Regions from separate parts of the Homo sapiens genome. Here region 1 is linked to region 2. A link is a loop called in an ENCODE intact Hi-C map of the cell type or tissue named here. Cell type or tissue: B cell. All regions are shown on one strand. Links, peaks and the distances in the headings refer to the core of each region. The heading gives the core; the rest is flanking DNA.

Evidence for each region. Hi-C counts contacts between places; a loop is a spot of excess contacts. Peaks named below come from ENCODE experiments on the same cell type or tissue, not always from the same donor. Only the 100,000 strongest peaks of a DNase experiment are listed, where the experiment ranks them.
Region 1: a loop joins it to region 2, with 11 times the contacts of the local background. A loop is called at or near these places in 2 of 110 quality-filtered maps.

Annotation. Positions count from the first base shown.
Region 1 is chr17:82,228,173-82,233,584 of GRCh38, reverse strand. SLC16A3 (solute carrier family 16 member 3) reads right to left here and starts at 4,543. Exons shown (of 5, transcript NM_004207.4): 1 at 4,479-4,543. RefSeq lists silencers at 1,478-1,747, 1,978-2,617, 4,078-4,127, 4,138-4,297, 4,418-4,737 and 3 more. In B cell, for the core only: CTCF peaks have their summits at 2,297 and 2,499; DNase peaks (open chromatin) are centred at 1,624, 2,434, 2,574, 4,018 and 3 weaker places; H3K4me3 peaks cover 2,440 bases; H3K27ac peaks cover 1,470 bases.
Region 2 is chr17:82,448,179-82,451,975 of GRCh38, reverse strand. CYBC1 (cytochrome b-245 chaperone 1) reads left to right here and starts at 1,224. Exons shown (of 7, transcript NM_001033046.4): 1 at 1,224-1,276; 2 at 2,684-2,806. The coding sequence starts at 2,722. RefSeq lists silencers at 1,164-1,523, 2,834-2,883 and an enhancer at 2,154-2,413. In B cell, for the core only: no CTCF peak of the experiment used is centred there; a DNase peak (open chromatin) is centred at 2,425; H3K4me3 peaks cover 1,887 bases; H3K27ac peaks cover 2,350 bases.

The DNA.
Region 1 (5,412 bases), core at 1,549-4,048, 220 kb after region 2:
GCACCAGCGGGGGTGGGAGACGCAGGCAGACCCAGGGTTTGAAGCCCGCCAGGGTCCTCAGGAGACAGACGAGGGCGTGTGGGGAGGCAGGGGACAGTGGCCACCCTCAGGAGACGCGGCGCCCCTGAATTAGTGTCAAGGAGGGCTGGCAGAGGGTTGGGGCAGTGCCAGGACTCACTGACCAGGAGAGCACAGCATGTTCTGAGACCTGAGGTGCTTGTGGCTTCCACGTGACGCTCATGTGGGGAGGGCCATCTTCTGTGTCAAGATGAGGCATTTGGACAAGCCCCCAGACCACAACCTGGCACCATCGTCTGTCCTCACCCAGCCTGTGGTGCCAGCCATGCTGAAATGGCTCCAGGAGTTCCCACTCCAGCCTGGTGTCCAGGGGCTGACTTGGAGCCAGCTGTCTGCCCACATGGCTTGGGGCAAGGGATTCCACAGGAGGTAGAGTACGGGGAAGGGGCACAAAATAATGGCCCACACTCCCCATCTTCCAGGATAACCCCGGCACCGTGATGGGCCAAGGTACAGACTGCCCGGTGTTCCAGGGACAACCCTGGGGCTGTCCTGCCTGGAGCACACGCCACAGCCACCAAGCATTGGCCTCTCCGTGGGCACACGCCACAGGCTGGCCTTCCCCTGACATTTACCAACCCCCCCCCCGCCGCCCCCCAGGAAGCATGCCAACCCACCCAGAAATAACCTGGCCTCTGGGATGAGAAAGCTGATCTCCCAGGTGGGGGCTGCCCGGAGAGCAGGTCCCCCAAAGGCTCTACGACCCCAGGCTGCTGGAAGCTGAGCGGGAGGCCTGGGGCAGGGGTGGGTGGGAAAGTCCCTTGCAGGAGACCCTGCGTCCCACAGCCATGCGCCCTCCCAAGCCAGGGGCTCCTGCAGGCAGTTCCCTCGAGGGTGCAGGGCGCAGGGCTCTGCAAGGACCCCTGGCTTTAGACCAGGATTCGACCATGAAGTCCTCAGGACCTGGGTGCCTGCCAGTTCGGACCCCTGCACTGCCCCGTCACAGGCCTGGAACGCCATGCCAGGTGGCTCGAAATGCCGTCCTGCAGAGTCAACCTGGACTCATGCACAGAGGGTCCTGAACCTGACCCCTGCTGCCCAAGCCCGCTCCTCCGGGACCTCTCCAGAAACCTCGCCCACCACCTTGGGGGGCACTGGGCACCCTGGCATGCTTCCCCTCAGGCGTCTGGACCTGCAGACCCCTCACCCGCCTAGGTCCTCAGGTTTGTGCGCAGCGCCGCCGCCTCGCTGAGGCCTCTGCTGGACTGTCAGCCCGTTCCCTGGGTCCGTGCAGTGGCCTGAGCCCGGGGCCCGTGGCCTGTTACCTAACTGACTCCAGCCCTTGAAGGATGGGCTTTGGCCCTGCCTTTGTGGCCCAGGCAGGAGGCGGGGCAGGAAAAGGGTAATTCGTTTCCTTCCTGGATCCCATGAGCTGCCTGAGGACCAAGGAAGCGGCCTCTGTGGCCAGCGCCTGGCTGCCGAGGGGTGCCGAGGGCGGGAGGGCGCTGCACCGGGGGAGGGGCCTCCCTCAGTTCCCTTCTTCCCCCGCAGCCCCTGTTGTGCAAACAAGGAAGGAGCAGTGAGCAACTCCCGGCAGCCCCGCCCCAGGCGCCTGCAAAGGTGTCGGGGCCGAGCTTGCAGGGGGTGGACGCTGCGCAAGGGGCTGCCCCAGGCCTGGGCCCTGCGCCCCACCTCTGACCCCCGCAGACCCCTCGCGCAGCCCGTGCCCTGCCGCTCTGTGTCCGCTTACATCACGACGGCAGGGGCCGGCGGGGCAGACACACAGGCCTCATTTGCGGATTGGCCACTCCCACCCAGGGCCAGGGCCAGGAGCCCCCACTGGTGCCCCAAGTGGGGCTGGGCGCAAGTCCCCTTTGGGAAAGGAAGGCTGCATGTGCCGCCGCAGGCTTCAATCCTGAGCTGGCACTGCGGGGTCTCAGAGCTTTGAAGACCCCTTCTCCGCAAGGCTGTCACCGCCCTGGGGCCGGGAGGTGGTGGGGGCCGGAGCTGGTCCAGAGCCGCCGTCCCCCACCTCCGAGGCCTCCTGGACCCCGCAAGGCCGCCCCTCCACCCTAAAGCCAGTGCCTGAAGGCCAAGGCTGGAAGGGGAGTCGGGTCAGGAGGCGCCCCCTACCCCACCGCCGCCCAGCGGGCGTCGTGGGGACCCGGGGGGGAAGGTGAAGACCGGGAGGAGGCAGGAAGGCGGGAGGTGCGGGGCGAAGGGGGGAACCCAAAACTCCACCCTCGCCAGGAGAGGCCCCTCCTCGGCGCAATCCCCGCCCGGGCCGGAGGGACGGCTGGAGGGCGCCTGCGGGTTCCGGCTTCCCGGCTCTGCGGGCGGGGGTCGGCGCGGGTGGTCGAGGCTGGGCGGGGCCCACCCGGGGGAGGGGGAGGGAAGGATGCTCCGCCCGGCCCCGCCCCGCCAGCCGCGGGACGTGGGGGACGTGACCGCGCCATGGGAGGAGCCCCCGTATTGCCCGCAGTAGGCGCCCTACTGGACGCTACCGTAATTGCCGGCGCGCGGGTCCACCGGGGTCAGCGGAGCCCGGGAGCCGCGCCAGGCGTCGGGGCCTCGAAGCCACAGGGCGGGGCCGACTCCACTTGCTGCAGAGGTGGGACCAGTGGGCGCGGCTCGGGACTCGGGGGCGTCGACTCGTGAACTGCGGGTCTCGGAGCAGGAGCCCGGCGGTTCGGTTCCGTTGCGTGCGGCTGCCCGGCGTGGCCCATTTCACAGATGGGCCTGACTCGGGCAGGTGACGCTAGGAGGACGCCCTGAGCTCTGTCTGCTCCCGCCCCGCCCCTGCCCCAGGGCCCGGGCACCTCCAATGGCTCTGCGCCACTGCCCGGAAGGCCCCCGCTGGGGCCCAGAGTGTGGCCCACATTTGGCACCTCACTGGAGGGAGCGGCACAGGCCCTTCTGTCCCACGTGGCCAGGTCACCCCAGGACCCACCGCTGAGCCAGCCGAGCCTGGCATAAGGGTCACTGCAGGCCAGTAGGGGGGACCCGTCCGGCCTGACGGCTGGGCTGGGATCCATAGAGCCCTCTGGTAGCTGCCCCTCCAAAGTAAAGTGCCCCGCTCCAGTCAGTGGGGTCTGGCCTGATCGTGCAGGCCACATGGCTTTCTGGGTGGCCTGGATGGCGGGCCCTGCCCAAGGTCACATGGGGTCGTTACCAAGCCTGCCTTGAGACCAGGCCTCCAGGTGCCCACCCCAGACTCTGTCCACACCATGGGGCCCTGGGGGACAGACGCTGCACGTGCCACGGCAGAGCCCCCATGCACTCAAAGCCTCTCTGGGGGCAGACACCCCCCCACGGCCTCCTAGCACCTCCTCAGTTCCTTCCCTCCATGAGGGAGTCGAGCCCAGCCGCCTCCACACCACGCTGGCGGAATAGACCCTCCTTCAGCAGGGTCAGGCCAGCACCCACCTGACTTCCAGGCCTGTGCAGTGAAGCTGGGACCTTGGACTCCCCGGCCCCAACAGACACAAGACCTCCCACCCTTGTGCTCAGCATGGACAAGCCCCTGGGCCTTGGGGTGGGCCAACTGCCATTTCCCGCCCAGCAGGCCTGACTCTGGCCATCACCAGGAGAGGGACCCTTTCAGCCCATGCCTCTGGGACAGAGAGGAGGACAGCCGCCCCTCGGCTCCCCCCATCGTCCCTCACCGACTCCAGCCACCCCTGGAGGCCCCGGCCAGAGCTAAGGGCTTCCCTTCCACTCTGCGGCTCCTGTCTCTTGACTGGCCCAACACCCAGGGAGGCTCCTGACCAACCCACTTTTCGTATAGGGAAACTGAGGCGTGGGTTAGGAAGTGGGAGGCTACCAAAGGCTGCGCCTGGTTTTCCCACGAGCTGGGGGCCAGGGGTGGAGGTAGGGCGAACCCAGGGAGCCCAGCCTGGCTCTGGAGAGGGTCCCCCACTTCCCTGCACGGTCTCGGGCTGTTAGTCATTGCCCAAGGGCGGGTGTGGGTCGGGGAGTGTTCAGGGTGTTGCGAACAGGGGAAAGCGCCACGGCCCGAGCGCAAGTGCTCCCCACTCCCTCGGGGAGGCCACCCATACAGGGAGGGCTGCAGCAGCCCCACCAAATATAGCCCGCGCCCCCCGCCACCGCGGACCGAGCTATTTATACCCGGACCGGGCTTGGCCGCCGGCGCAGCCATCTCCTGGCCCGAGCCCAGCCCCTGAGGGCAGCCCGACGGGTGGGCGCCGGGCCGGACCGGGGGAGACGAGACTGGGCAGCCAGGTATGCGAGGGCGCGGAGGGGCGCGGCTGGCTCTCGGGAGCCCTCGGTGGGGCCCGCTCGGGGTCGAGAAGGCTAGTCCATGCCCCGGGCGCCCCCGGACCTGATGGACAAAGTGGGCGGGGTGGGGGTGAGAGCGCGGACCCCGAGGTCGCCCCCTTGCCCGGCACGGGGGAGCTCCTGGGCCCCGGCCCGCGCGCGAGCATCGCGGCCGCGCCTACCTGCCGCCGCTGGGCCGCCTCAGCCCGCCTCTCGCCGCCTCTCGCCGCCTCTGCCCGCCTCTGCCGGTCCGCTCCGCGCCGGGGGCGACTTTAAGTGCTCGGGTCGCTGGCGCGGCACGTCCCCCGCGCACGTCACCGCCTGGCGCCGCCCCTGCGCGCCCCGCCCGGACCCCGCGCCGCCTCCGGACGGGCTCCCGGGCCGCAGCTCCCCGACGGCGCGTCCCGCAACCCCGCCGGGCCCAGGGACCCCCCCAACCGGAACCGGCCCCGTCGGCGCCCCCGGCCCGGAGCTGGCCCGCCCCCTCTGCTCCTCGGGACTGGGTCTTCCCGGCCTCGCCTCCCCCGGAGTCCAGGCTCGCTTCGCCCCTCCGCCCCGCCGTCCCTCCGTTTCCCCGCCTCGGAGCGCAGCGCGGCAGGTCCCAACGTCCTCCAGGGCAGCGACCCCTCGCCCCCCAACGCCGGGGCCCCTTTGGTGGGGAGGTGCGCGCGGGTCCCGTGGGGTTCCGGCCGCCTGGCTCAGCTCCGGGGCCCACATCCTCCCTCTCTGAGGCCACGTCCGACCTGTCCCCCTTCAGACCTCCGCTTCCTCTCCGGTCCCGGTGCGGACGGCGGCTCTTCCTGGCTAGGGGAGCGGCCCGCGGCCTGCGCTGCCTGGATGTGGGGCACGGCCTCGCCCTCCCTGAACTTCCGTTTCCCCAGGTGGCTCCGCGCCCTGCGGGGCCCTACAAAGCCACCGACTCCAGCCCTGCGCCCCTGCCCCGCCCCTCTCGCGGCCCAGAACCCGACGCGGAGGCCGGGGCGGCTCCCACCTTCGGGGAGGCGAGGGCTGCCCACCCGCTGGACCTCGTGAGGTGCTTCTCCCAGCCTGTTTTCTCTCATTTGCAACATGGAAATAACGGGCCGCTTTGGGTGCTGAGGTTTGAGGTGGCTCCAG
Region 2 (3,797 bases), core at 1,264-3,763:
GCTCTGCCTCCCGGGTTCACGCCATTCTCCTGCCTCAGCCTCCCGAGTAGCTGGGACTATGAGCACCCGCCACCACGCCCAGCTAATTTTTTTGTGTTTTTAGTAGAGATGAGGTTTCACTGTGTTAGCCAGGATGGTCTCAATCTCCTGACCTCGTGATCTGCCCACCTTGGCCTCCCAAAGTGCTGGGATTACAGGCGTGAGCCACCGCACCTGGCCACCTCAAGATCTGTTTTAATGTGAATGCTGGTCAGCTGTGTGCCTGAATTCCAAAAGGGAGGAGGGAGTGAGGTATGTCTGTCTCCCCCTTCCCATCACTGCCTGAGCTAGTTTTTCAGGATAACTTGGGAATGCTCTTGGCCAAGCGGAAGGGTCCATTCAGATGGTTGAGGTTTCGAATTGCTGACTGTATCCTTGTAGAATCCTTTAGTACAGTCTTGTCTTCCACATTTCCAGTAATTCACTCTAGAAGCTTGTTCACATTCAGGTTAAATTTTTTCTGGCAAGACTACTTCATAGTGTTGTGTACTTCTGATATCTAACTGACCTTTTTGCGATGTTAATTAGCAGTCATTGATGACATTGCCTAGGTCCGTTAATTCATAGGGTGATGTTTTAATCCTACTGTTTCTTCTTCATTTATTAGCGGGAAAACTTCTATAATGAGAAATTCTTCTCATGCAGTATTTGGTTACTCTGCTGTAAATTTCATAAAGGCAGGACAAATGCTTGATGCTTTCCTTTTATTAACCAGGCCACAAACTGGGGTGAGCTTACCAGCATCCTCCAAAGGTGAACAGAGTTAAAAAATACATTATTATGAATTACAGACTGGAGCATCTGAGGATTTTAAATTCACTCGAATTCCTGTTCTTATTCATGCTCAAATCTTCTTTTTTGGCAATGAGAACCGCTTCAGTTTCGCTTCTATGTTAGCAAGACGTTCATAGTCCTTGGTAAGTTCTTTGCTGTCGGATACGTTTCCCCGCACGTTTCTTTTTTTCAAGAAAACTGGCTTCTTTAGCAGGAACCACCCGCCTCCTCCTGCGGCTCCGCCCGGATCCCGGAAATCCGCTCGGCTCCGCCCCATCCAGGAAATGCTTGCGGCCCCGCCCCAATCCCGTAAGCGCGCGCGGCCCCGCCCCCAATCCCGGAAGCGCGCGCGGCCCCGCCCCCGAAAGTCGGCTCGGCTCCGCTCCAATCCCGGAAGTGCGCGCGGCCCCGCCCCCGCCGGTTCGCGTCTCTCTGCTGCGGCGCGGGGACCGCTGTGCTCTCGGTAGGCGGCTGGGCTGGGTGGGCTCCGCACTTCCTTCCCGCTCCGTGCCGCGCGTCCCGGCACCCTTAGGCCCACTCCGGGAGGGGTCTGCGTCCTGGGCCCGCCTGCCGGCTGTTCCGTGTCCCGCCGTGCCCGTCGCGGGCGGCCTCGCGCCTGTTCCGCTGCAGGTTGGCCCCGGCGGCGGGAGCGCCCCCGATCCGGACAAAGAAACGAGCGCTCGGTGCGACTAGCGGCGCGGGCGGCTTTGCCAGCGCGCGTGTGCTTGTGTCCGCGAGTGTGCGTGTGTGTGTGCATTTGGATGTGGAATGCCGGGTGTTTCGGGAGCAATGAGGCAACTGAGGCCCGGGAGGGAGCCCAGTCATATACCAGCATCTAGGATTGGTTTGTGTGATTTGAACCCACTATTTTTTATTTTTTTGAGACACGGTCTCACTCTGTCACCCAGGCTGGAGTCCAGTGGCACGATTTCTGCTCACTGCAGCCTCCACCTCCCGGCCTCAGGTGATCCTCCCAGCTCAGCCTCCTGAATAACTAGGACCACAGGCGTACACCACCACACCGGGCTGTTTTATGTATTTTCTGTGGAGACGGGGTTTCGCCACGTTGCCCTGGCTGGTCTTGAACTCCGTGACTCAAACAATCCGCACGCCTCGTCCTCCCAAAGTGCTGAGATTACAGGCCTGAGCCACCGCGCCCAGCCTGAACCCCCTACTTAATGTCAGAAATTTGATTTGACTTCACAGGGAAAGCCCTGAGAAACTACCAGAACGGGGTCCCTGGGGCCAGTGTTGGGAGCGTACGGTGAAGTGGCAGGGCTGCTGCGCCCGTGCGGAACTCCGCTGTGGAAGATTAGCCCCTTTGGTGACTCGTCGGTTCTGGCCGCTTTGGGACCCTCTACTGTGCAGTCTGAACTTTCAGCAGGTGGAGGAGGGCAGAGAGAGAGCTGAGATCGTTGGTCCATGCCAGTGCGAGAGCCAGTACGGCCGGAAGCCATGATGGGACTTTCAGTTCCTTTCTTGGTGGAGGCCAGCACAGGGGAGAGGGGGTGCCCACAGATGCTAGAAGCTTAAAGGCTGCTGGGGGCTAGCGGCCTCAGGACATAAGGTTTCCAGACAGGACGGGGCAGGTGGTGATGCAGCTGTAGCTCGTGAGTCTGAGCGGGAAACAGCCCCCGCGCAGTCGGTGTCGCTGTGAACGGAAAAGGGCCTTCCTTACACAGGAAACGGGGTCTCTGGGGGATCCAGTGACGTGCCCAACCACAGAGACCAGGTGAGACTGGCTGATGGTGTCTGGGGCTGCAGGTGACTTAGTTGGGGGACCTGCTCTTGGCCTCCAGACTGGGCCTGATGGCGTGGGCGCCTGCCTGTGTGCAGGCCCAAGGGCTCAGCTGCCTCTGTCTGTTCCCAGACCCCTCCTCCTGTAGAGAGTGGTGCTGCCCTCTCGGGATGTACCTGCAGGTGGAGACCCGCACCAGCTCCCGCCTCCATCTGAAGAGGGCTCCAGGCATCCGGTCCTGGTCCCTGCTGGTTGGTAAGGCTCTCCACGTCCCTCCCCAGAACCCCAGAACCGGAAGCCTGACTTTCAAAAAGGATGAAAATGAAACAAAATATTTTCTCTTTTTTCTATTACCTTGAAATCTAATGGCTATTTTGTTTCTTTGTATCCATTCAAATTCTATCTGGTGTACTTGGTTTTACAGATAATGCATGTCTGTTTTGTCCCCTTTTAATCACTAACACCCAGCGTATTTAATATACTCTATGAGCTTTTCTGAGGTCACCATATTTTCCTTTGTACTTGTTTTGAACCACGTGATGGGTGATCGTGGGTTCCCATGTCTCCTCCTCCCTGGTCCTCAGACCTCTTCGTAGGACTCACAGTCCACTAACCACGTGATGGGTGATCGTGGGTTCCCATGTCTCCTCCTCCCTGGTCCTCAGACCTCTTCGTAGGACTCACAGTCCACTAACCACGTGATGGGTGATCGTGGGTTCCCATGTCTCCTCCTCCCTGGTCCTCAGACCTCTTCGTAGGACTCACAGTCCACTAACCACGTGATGGGTGATCGTGGGTTCCCATGTCTCCTCCTCCCTGGTCCTCAGACCTCTTCGTAGGACTCACAGTCCACTAACCACGTGATGGGTGATCGTGGGTTCCCATGTCTCCTCCTCCCTGGTCCTCAGACCTCTTCGTAGGACTCACAGTCCACTAACCACGTGATGGGTGATCGTGGGTTCCCATGTCTCCTCCTCCCTGGTCCTCAGACCTCTTCGTAGGACTCACAGTCCACTAACCACGTGATGGGTGATCGTGGGTTCCCATGTCTCCTCCTCCCTGGTCCTCAGACCTCTTCGTAGGACTCACAGTCCACTAACCACGTGATGGGTGATCGTGGGTTCCCATGTCTCCTCCTCCCTGGTCCTCAGACCTCTTCGTAGGACTCACAGTCCACTTAGCCTCCCGTCCTCCATCGCTACCCACCAGTAGGGTCCTGTACCCTTGGGGACAGCTGCACTTGTGT